2 separate regions of the Homo sapiens genome follow, and region 2 is linked to region 1. Evidence: chromatin loops called from intact Hi-C (ENCODE). Cell type or tissue: dorsolateral prefrontal cortex. All regions are shown on one strand. Region 1 overlaps DPP6 (dipeptidyl peptidase like 6). Region 2 overlaps DPP6 (dipeptidyl peptidase like 6).

Region 1 (5,000 bases):
AACCAATTTATCTATCTGCTGGAGGCTTTGGCAAACTCACAGTGACCCAGGGCTAGAAAAGTATGATGTGAAATTTCCAGGCTCTCGGAAAACTTTCTAGGGGAATTATTCCCAACAGTGTTAATCTATTGCTACTAGAAAGGGAAAATGTGTATGTATGCATTCATCATCCTCCTAACTGAAAGTGCAGAAAGAAATGTTTGATAGCGCTTCTCTGTAGTTATCCCCTGATCACACTAAGCAGCTTCTAAAAGGTGGGGAGAGAAGCACCTGACTTTTGCTATCATAAATATAGATCTTAATTTTAAGAGAGAAAGGAGAAATCATGTTTTTCTCTTTCAGATAATATGGGTCATCATCTTTTTACGCCTTTAGCATTATATCCATGAAAGAATGAAGAAGTTGCTTTAAAATTGGTTATTTGGAGGAACTTAATGAAACACTGAGTATCACATTAATTTGATACTAAATAAGCCAAACAAGACAGCACTCATTTTATTATAAAGAGGATGTTCCTTCTCAAAGCATTAGCCATTTGAATAATGCAGAGTAAATATGCCAATGTGATTCTTTTTAAGATAGTTGTATTATTATGAAATATACCATTAAACACAAAAAAATCTCAGGAATGTGGGTTTCTATATATTCAATAGTCACCCTCTAAAGACACATTTCTCCTGGTAGCACAAAAAATTGTGAAACTTAAAAAATCTTTACTGAAAATTCTTGAGAGCATTGAAAGGGATAAGAATATCATCCAATATCAACTGTGTCAGAGTTCAGGCCATTCTGAACACAACAAAAACTGAGAAAAAAAAAACTGTGTGTAAAATCCTACAAAAAAAGGAGCTACATCCAAATAGCAGAGTTAAGATCTCCAAAAATCTCTTCCAGAAAAGCAATGAGATTGCAAACATTGTCAAAATCAACTTTTTCAAATCTTGGCAATTAAACAATGACTTCCAACAGTCTTAAATAAGTATCTCTAAGTCTATACTGATATTAATAAATGATTCAATAAATAAATAATAAATACATAATTTATAGATAAATAAATATAAATAAATGGGGGAGAGTAGACAAATCTTCCATATGGAAGAATTCCAGGTAATTTCTACAGATACCCTGCTCTCAAGAAGAAAGAGCATTGCCTTCCACTCCAAGTGAGGGCTATGCATAGTGACTTCCTTCCAAAGAGCACAGTATAGAAAGAGGGGTAAAAAAATGTAGTTACAGTAGAGAAAATGACAAGTACGACTTTAGCCAGGTGATCAAGGTCAACACCAATGGCCATAAATCATGTTGATAGCCTGTTCCTTAGATATGTGATGAGAAAGGCATTTTACTTCTGTAGTCTTCCTCCCAAAGCCCTATAAACCCAGTCTACTTAGGAGGGAAAATGAAACAAAACAAAACAGAAATGATGCAATTGAAGAATATTCTATAAAAGACGTGACCCATGTTCCTCAAGTACCCTTTTGTCAAGGTCACCCAAATCAAGAAACAGGAACTTCTGCGAAGCTGTCACAGCAAGAGGAACTGAAAGAGATGCACTGCGGTGTCCCGGATGGGATCCTTGGGAGATAAAGGGGACATTAGGTGAAAGCTAAGAAAATCTGAATTAAGCATAAATTTTGTCTAACAGTGATGCATTATATCAATACTATTAATTCATTGTGTCAAACGTTGCATAATATATAAGATGATAATAATAGGGGAAAATGGGTTTGGGGCATGTGGAAACTTTCTGTACTACCTTTGCAACTTTGCTATATATGTAAATCTATTCTAAAACATAAAAAGTTTATTTTAAAAAGTCTTTCAGAATAAAATTAAGCCAAGGATTAGTATGGGCTGAGAGGTCTGTGCCAGACTACAGGGGATCCTGCCAGCTCTGGAATCCCAGGAATCTGAGTTGGAAGTCTCTGAAGAGACTACAGTATTTAGACTTTCCAGATGCTGCTGTCCAGAACACAAGTGTAAATCATACATTCCAGGTAGTCAAGAGACAGTCTCCTAGTTCTGATTCTGCAATTACAAAATGGAATAGTTTTTGTCAGCTTAATTCACTAAACATTTATGATCCTTACTTTCCTAAACTGCAAAATCTCTTTCAACATGGTAACTTTGACTGCATGGACCCAGATATGCATATATTAGGTAATGCATGATTGAGGATTTAAAACCACAAACGACAAGTTTCAAAAACATGTAATTTTAATAGCATTCCACAGCAAAAAAAAAAAACACCCTGATACTGTATATTTTCCATTACCGTTTTGTCTTTTTAACCAAAAACTGCCTAAATTTGTAAAAGATAAACTTGGATATTTTTAGTTAAGAAAGGCTATTTTGAGAGGCAGTATTTAATTTGCATTTTGAGGAATATGGTATTGAGCTTTTGGGTTGTAATGATCTGTTGGACAAGAAAAGAAGAATGAGACAGGAGTAATTTTTCATAAAAATTAGGTCCCATACGTTGATCCTTGAGTTATCTATTCTTGTACTCACATCTCTTTTAAATCATACCTAACTACAGTTTAAAAATAATTATTGAGGCTCTTGGCTTTGGCAGAAAGCAGTGCTCTTGCTCAAATGATCATACGTCACATCGCTAATGTTATTATAAATGACAGGCAGCTAAATTTACACTCACGATAAGATTATATATTAATAAGTGATTTAATAGGTCGGTGATCAAGAAATCATACACCTAGTTAACAAGCCAGACAGTAACTGTCTTCATGCTTATTTGCTACACATGTACAATATACACATCTGCCACAAGATAATACATCTCTTTAAATGCCAGCCTCGCCATCAATTCTCCAGCTAGCTAAAAATAGCACCTGTTATTGCAATTTAAAAGTGTATCCTTAGCCACTAGAGGGCACTGTTTCATAAAATGCTCTAAACACTATTAAGGCTGTTAAGAAAACTAATTAAAAATAATAGTGAGTAGAGGTCAACTGAAGACACATTTCTAAATTCATCAATGTTAGCAAGCAGGGATCATTCAGCTAAAAGGATACTTTGTTGTTTTTATTACTTATCTATAAATCAGGAACATTGGTTTTTTTTCATCAACTTTTAAGTTTCAGGGTACATGTGCAGGATGTGCAGCTTTGTTACATGGGTAAACATGTGCCATGGTGATTTGCTGCACAGATCAACCCATTACCCAGATATTAAGCCCAGCAACCATTAGCTAGTCCTCCTGATGCAGAAGCATTGGGTTTTAATCGCAGTTTTTCATTTAGAGACTGACGTGTCAATTCTTTAAGTCTCAAAAACATCTGTAAGCCTCAGTTTCCTTACCCCAAAAAATCAAACATCTGTGGAACCTTTACACAAAATATTTGATGCTGATCTTAAATGTTGTGGCTATGAGGGTCACAGGTTTCTTGAAATGCTCCTTTACTGAGAAGCTTTTGCTGTTAGATTTGACAAAATGCTTACTTAGCTAAAGTCAAACAATAATCGCAGATTCTAAAGCAAAAGTTGTATTCTTTAATGTCATTTATGGTGGCCAAAATTGTGTGTTCCCAGAGTGCTTTCAGTCAAGAGAGCCCACCTTGCCTCCAGTAGTTACATAAGAAAAGCCTGGTCAGGTACATCGTGTAGGTGAAGAAAGGAATGGCTGAGAGGCAGCAATCAATTGGGTAGTAAGCATGGAACCTGGGACTGGAGTACCTGTCTATTGGCTTCAAACCACATGCTCTTTGGATTTTACCTTGAGGCTCTGTTTCCTTATGAATCACCTGGCCTGGCAAGTGAAGATGCTCTGTGAATACTTGTTGAATAAGCAAATATAAGGACAAACATACAAAGGGCTAAGCCTGTCACTTTGTCCATTTGGCCAAGGGGTTTTAATAGTGTAAATAAAGGCTGTACTGTATTGCAAGGTGTAGCTTCAACTCTCTGATCTCCAATTTTCCCTTCTAGAGCAGAAACAGAGGAAGCAAGGATCAGGAGAATTCTTAGGAAATCCAGGACCACACATAGAACCGTCCATGGTAGCCGTTATTCTGCTGTTGACCAGATAGAGACCTTAAAAGACAAGTTCAAGTTTTTTGATGATGAGCATCACAGCCATCATCAGAACTGAGTCACAGGCATGTGAAACATTTTCACTAGAGTCTTTAAAAGACTCTTTTGCATGTTGTCATTTTCCTTCCCAGCTGCTATTTACATCCTGTCAACAGAGCAGTCTCCATTAACTTTTCCCTCCATGAAAACTCCCTAGGCTGGCCTTCCTACGAACTACAAAATAGAGTTCAGTCTCCTTACCTGACATTCAATATAATGTAAATTCACCCCAAATTCAACTCATAAGTTGTATTAGTCCATTTTCACACTGCTGATAAAGACATACTCGAGACTGGGCAATTTTAAAAAGTAGGTGGTTTATTGGACTTACAGTTCCATGTGGCTGGGGAGGCCTCACAGTCACAGCAGAAGGTGAAAGGCACGTCTCACATGGCAGCAGACAAGAGAAGAGAGCTGGTGCAGGGAAACTCCCCTTTTTAAAACCCTCAGATCCCATGAGACTTATTTGCTATCACTAGAACAGCGCAGGAAAGACCCACCCCCATAATTCATCACCTCCCACTAAGTTCCTCCCATGACACATGGGGATTGTGGGAATTACAATTCAAGATGAGATTTGGGTGGGGACAGAGCCAAATCATATCATTCCACCCCTAGCCCCTCCCAAATCTCATGTGCTCACATTTCAAAACCAATCATGCCTTCCCAGCAGTCCCCCAAAGTCTTAACTCATTTCAGCATTAACTCCAAAGTCCACAGTCCAATGTCTCATATGAGACAAGGCAAGTCCCTTCTGTCTATTAGCGTGTAAAATCAAAAGCAAGTTAGTTACTTCCTAAATACAATGGGGGTACAGGCATTGGGTAAATACGGCCATTCCAAATGTGAGAAATTGGCCAAAACCAAGGGGCTACAGGACCCATGCAAGTCCAAAATCTAGCAGGGCAGTA
Region 2 (5,000 bases), 240 kb before region 1:
TCTTGGTCAAAGGATCAGAGGAGGCCCTGGGGACTATGCGGGAAATCCTAAATCTTCTAAGTAGACAGTCTTTTTGTGCTTTTTCCAGGTTGTGTCTTTGGAACTCAGAGGCCCAATGACATGTCTCCCCACAAAGAGAAGACCCAGCTCAGCCATGTCCCCTTTCTGAAATCCTGGAATGTTGTCTGGCTTCTCTTGAAGACTCATGTATACCCTGAACTTAGTCTTTCTACAGTCTTCTTTTTTCTTCTTTCCTTGATAAATGAGGCAGGACCAACAATATTCATAACCAATCAACACCCTAGCTTTGATGCCAATGCTATATGCCCTGCTATGGCCTGGCTTCCTGTCCCCTCCAAACTTCGTGTTGAAATTTGATCCCCAATGTTGGAGGTGGGGTCTAGTGGGAGGTGTGTGGGTCATGGGAGGTGGGGTCTAGTGGGAGGTGTGTGGGTCATGGGGGTGGATTTTTCATGAAAAGGTTAATGGCCTCCCCCAAGGGTGAGTGAGTTCTCGCTTGATTTCACTCCTGTGAGGGCGGGCTGTTATAAAAGAGCCTGGCACCTCCTAAACACCCTGTTGCTTTCTCTCTCACTATGTGATCTCTGTACAACCAGCTCCACTTCATCTTCTGCCATGAGTAGAAGCAGCCTGAGGCCTCACCAGAAGCTAAGCAGGTGCTGGTGCATGTGTCTTGCACAGGCTATAGAACCCTGAGGCAAATAAACTCTTCTTTTTATAAATTGCCCAGTTTCAGGTATTCCTTTATGGCAACACAAAACAGACTAAGACACACCCTGTGTCCATTGAGCATTCTAGCCTCTAATGAGATGGGAAGGCCGGGTGTTACTAAGCCTGGTACATTTTTTTTCTATCTAGTTAATAAATATTTACTGAATGCTAGATACTCTGGCAATTCTATTGTAATCTTCCTAGTGACTGTGGATCTGCTTACATTATTTGTTATAAAGGAGAATTTTGAGGCTCAGAGATGTTGACAACTGGCTCTAGGTCACTGGGACGTGCGGAGCCTTGACTTGACTCCAGGTGTGATGTTGAGCCCACTCCACTATGGAGACCTCCAGGATGAGGAGACCAAGCCATTTTCTCAGGATCACAGGACAGGAGAGGGCAGATCCTGGTGAGTCTCCTGATTCCTGCTCCTTTGCTCCTTCCACTACACTGCTGGACCTGGCAGACCAGAGAACAAGACTGCAGTTAATTTTCCATGTTAAACCTCATGCAGTCTGGCAGCCCAGGCTATAGCCCAGCATTTGGGAAATCCATCTGCCTGAGTAATATCAGTATTGCAGATTGTCATCTTTTAATGAGGCAAGATACATATCAAAACAGAATGCAGGCAGCAAGGTCGCGTTTCGGATCATCCTAAATAACACAGCCCCCTGGATTCTGACTGTGAGTGAGTGCCTGGCTGTGCTCCCTGGGCTCCCTGGACCCCTACTGCTGTAGATATTTGAGAAAAATCAAAGCACCCTGAGAAATCTGGGTCCCGGGAAATTGCAAAAGACATAAATAACATGCCTGATAGATCTGTGCTCCGAAATACGTGGCCTCATTCTAAATACAGAAAATCTTATTTATTCCTGCTTGCATCTGTTGCCTTTTTCCTGCCACTAAATATTTTATCCAAGGTGCCGAGAGCAGAATTAAATGGGGGGTTAAAAAAGAAATCAGCGAACATCAAGCCAGAAGGCAAATGGAGCTTTTACCTTGCAAGGCTCGCAGCCTCCTTCACTAATCAGAGCTGTGTTATTTGCATATCACACACTGCGAATCCCCTCATTATCATCAGAGATCTGCAAATTCCCACAAATCAACACCGTGGGGGGCCCAGGGAGGAGGATCGGCTCCCCGAACATGCCTCGGCTGGCCGCCAGGTGGCAGTGTCCCTTCCCGTTCCTTTAGTGGGGAAGAGATGAAGTTTGGGTTTTGACTTTCTATTCCATTGCCTTGATCGCTCAGATTTTCATTCTAGCTTTACTGGCTGCTGACGTGTGGCTTCTCCAAGTGCTCTGAGAGATCAATTCCCCAGTCTTCCTTTCTTCTATACTGGGGGGCGGGTGTGGTGAGAGACAATAAATGCTTCTCTCTGTGGCTGGAGAAATTTAAGTAGGAAAGCTTGGAGAAGCTGCTTTTGAGGGGTGGGAGGCCCAGGCTTAGGCAGGTCCAGTTAACCCATTACACAGGACGCACCGGGAGGATCCAGGATGTGTGGACAACTGGCTGCAAATCCACCTCTGCACCAAGGCCGCTCAGCTGCACGCCATGGGACACAGGGCCGCTTGTCACCATCCCACATAAGGACGGGACAGCAGACCCTTGAACAATATAGGTTTGAACTGCGTGGGTCGACTTATGTGCAGATTTTTTCAACCAAATACATATGGAAAGTACAGTATTTGAGGGATGTGAAATCCCTGTATATGGAGGACTGACTTTTCATATACCTGGGTCCTCAGGGCTGACTGGGACTGGAGTATGTTTGAATTTTGGTAACTCAGGGGTCCTGGAACCAATCCCCTGCGTATATACCCCTTCATATACCTGGGTCCTCAGGGCTGACTGGGACTGGAGTATGTTTGAATTTTGGTAATGCAGGGGTCCTGGAACCAATCCCCTGCGTATATACCAAGGGGCACAGGACCTTTAAACTTCAGCAACAGCAAAAACGACAGCAAAAACAGCAGCAGCACTGATGGCTAATCACCTCTAGCCCTGGCAGACTTTTGTTAAAGCAGGCATTTGAGCAGCTTAACGAAAATTCAGCCTTCTTTCTTTCTCTCACTTCACCACACACTCCGCTCCGACTTTCTCTCTTTCCTAACACCCCAAATGACTAAGCATTATGTGCTTTGGAAAATCGCAGTGCACAAAACTCCATTCTTTTCTCCTGTCCTTGCACCATCTGAATCAGAGGCAGCACAGGCTCATTAGGCTGGAAAGGCAATCTCTCCGGCAGCCTGAAAGGGCCCTTTTACATAGTTTTCAATTCATCTTTCAGCTTTATTTTCCCTTAATGATGGTTTTTCCAGACTCAGTTAAATGCTACCTTGAAACAAAAGGAAGTACTCTATCTAAAGGCCCAGCAGGTGGAAAGAGAAGCCACATCCAAAATGCGCTGGAGATAAAAGAGCTGAGCCCGAGAGATGAGATCAATGGAAAAAACCTCACCTGATGGAAGACTTCAGCTTCAGCCTGTATTTCTGCAAATTCCCACCAAAATCATATAACTGTTTCTTTCCCTTTTATTTCTGGCTTTATCTTCTTTTAATGTGTATGACCATCAAAGGATGGTACGTTATGCTCCCTGAAGAGTCAAAGAACATCTTCCTTTGACTTAGCAGTAAAGGGGAATTTCTGGCTTGCTAAACATTTTGGGGGAGGAGGGACTGGCTCTTAAGGTCTGCCCTTTGCCCGTAAGTCCCAGAGGCTCTTGAGATCCCAAATACCCTTACAGGGCCTCCTAAACACCAAGGCAGCTGGGAGAGGCCACCGTTCCCTGACTGGAGGGACTGCCTGGCCCATGCCCGCCTTCTTTGTCCTGGCATAGAACATTCATCAGAGATGCCAGCGGAGGCCAGAAACTCCCAGTGGCACGATGAGACAGTGGGACAACCACAGATTTTTCTAATGATCAACTTTTTCCCTGAGCTATTTTGCGTCTCCTCCATATCAGGAAATGCTCACATTAGGTCACTTCTTACAGAATCTCAAATCCGAAATGTCGTAAAACAAAAACTGGAGAAAAGATTGGGAGCTATGATCTGGTCCTATCTCCAGAGAAGGAAATTTGGATTTTAGGAATGAACTCTTGAGTTAATGCATTAATGGTTGTTTGGTTTTCTAATTTTCATGTTTCTGCAGTTTTAAATCAGAAGATACCATTCTGCCAAAAGTGTCTAAATGTGTGAAAGATTTGTGCCATGTAATTAGGATGTGGTTCAATACCATCTTGCAGGATATACACTTTGTGAAGGCAGGTCCAGATCTTAAAGCATCTCTGTCTCCCTTGGAGGACCTGGTAGAGGGCTTCGGTGCAGAATAAATGCATGAATCCCACTCGAATAATGGAAGGAAGGAGCTGCTTCCTGCAGGTGGTCTTGGCCTCCATCGGACTGACTGTGTATCAGTTCCTCAAGGGAAGGGTCCCTGTCTTGGACCTCCTTCATCTCCTTCCCTCCCTGCCTCCCTTTCTTCCTCTTTTTCAGGTACCCCGTTGGGTGGGGCACTGCAATCCATAGTGACTCATCCAATCTGGGCGCCCAGAAGGGGCTCGAAATAGGATTCCCTAGTAAATGAGGACTGTGTGGGCCACTGTCAGGTGTTGGAATATCTTCTTGAAGAGATGAATTTTGCTACATGTAAATTTCTTCTATCTCTGCCATGTTTCTGGAGACACAGATGCAGGACACTGGGATGTGGGAGCCACATGGCGGTGGGTGAGGTTTCACCTTTCTGGATGGAGAGAAGGGAGGTAAGACTGTGAGCATGAGCATCTGAGTGGACCCATAAAAGAAGTGGATAATAATGAGGGTGGTGAGCAGAGAAAGAGCTGATCTGAAATCCTTCAGCTGGCCTGGCTGCCTTGTCCTTAGGGTTGGATAGCACCTAAGACCTCCACAAAGTGACACCTACAGGAAGTATCCTAGCTGGGCTCTTCCTTGGTTAACATTCATTAAAAATCCCAATACTTTATAGGCATGGTGTCCACACAGCTGGCCTTTTAAATAAAATAATCCAGGTGCCAGACATATTTATTCCTGCAAAAAGAAGAAGGTGCTGGCTGGCTCGCTTTCTTCCATGAAGAGCTGAAAGGTGCTCTCTTCTTTGGGTGTTTCTGAGGCTCAGGTGCCCATTTCCATCGACTGGATGGAGCTTGGCCTTGCGCTGAATGCACGGATGTGCTGGGGAGGGGCTAATCGTAGGCCTGAGTGGCCAGCATGCAGAGGCTTCACCCTTCCTGGGTTCTGCCAGGTTGC

The links. Peaks named below come from ENCODE experiments on the same cell type or tissue, not always from the same donor. Only the 100,000 strongest peaks of a DNase experiment are listed, where the experiment ranks them.
Region 2: it touches region 1 in a loop (2.5-fold over the local background); 1 of 110 quality-filtered maps calls a loop at or near these places.

Annotation. Positions count from the first base shown.
Region 1 is chr7:154,502,045-154,507,044 of GRCh38, reverse strand. All of the region lies in intron 3 of DPP6 (dipeptidyl peptidase like 6), which reads right to left. Among named protein-coding and RNA genes, the nearest start is that of PAXIP1-AS2, 420 kb to the left of the region's middle. In dorsolateral prefrontal cortex, CTCF peaks have their summits at 2,691 and 2,892 (motif pointing right); no DNase peak of the experiment used is centred here.
Region 2 is chr7:154,741,312-154,746,311 of GRCh38, reverse strand. The region is part of intron 8 of DPP6 (dipeptidyl peptidase like 6); the gene reads right to left. Among named protein-coding and RNA genes, the nearest start is that of PAXIP1-AS2, 180 kb to the left of the region's middle. In dorsolateral prefrontal cortex, CTCF peaks have their summits at 1,690 and 1,895 (motif pointing right); a DNase peak (open chromatin) is centred at 1,891; H3K27ac peaks cover 4,459 bases.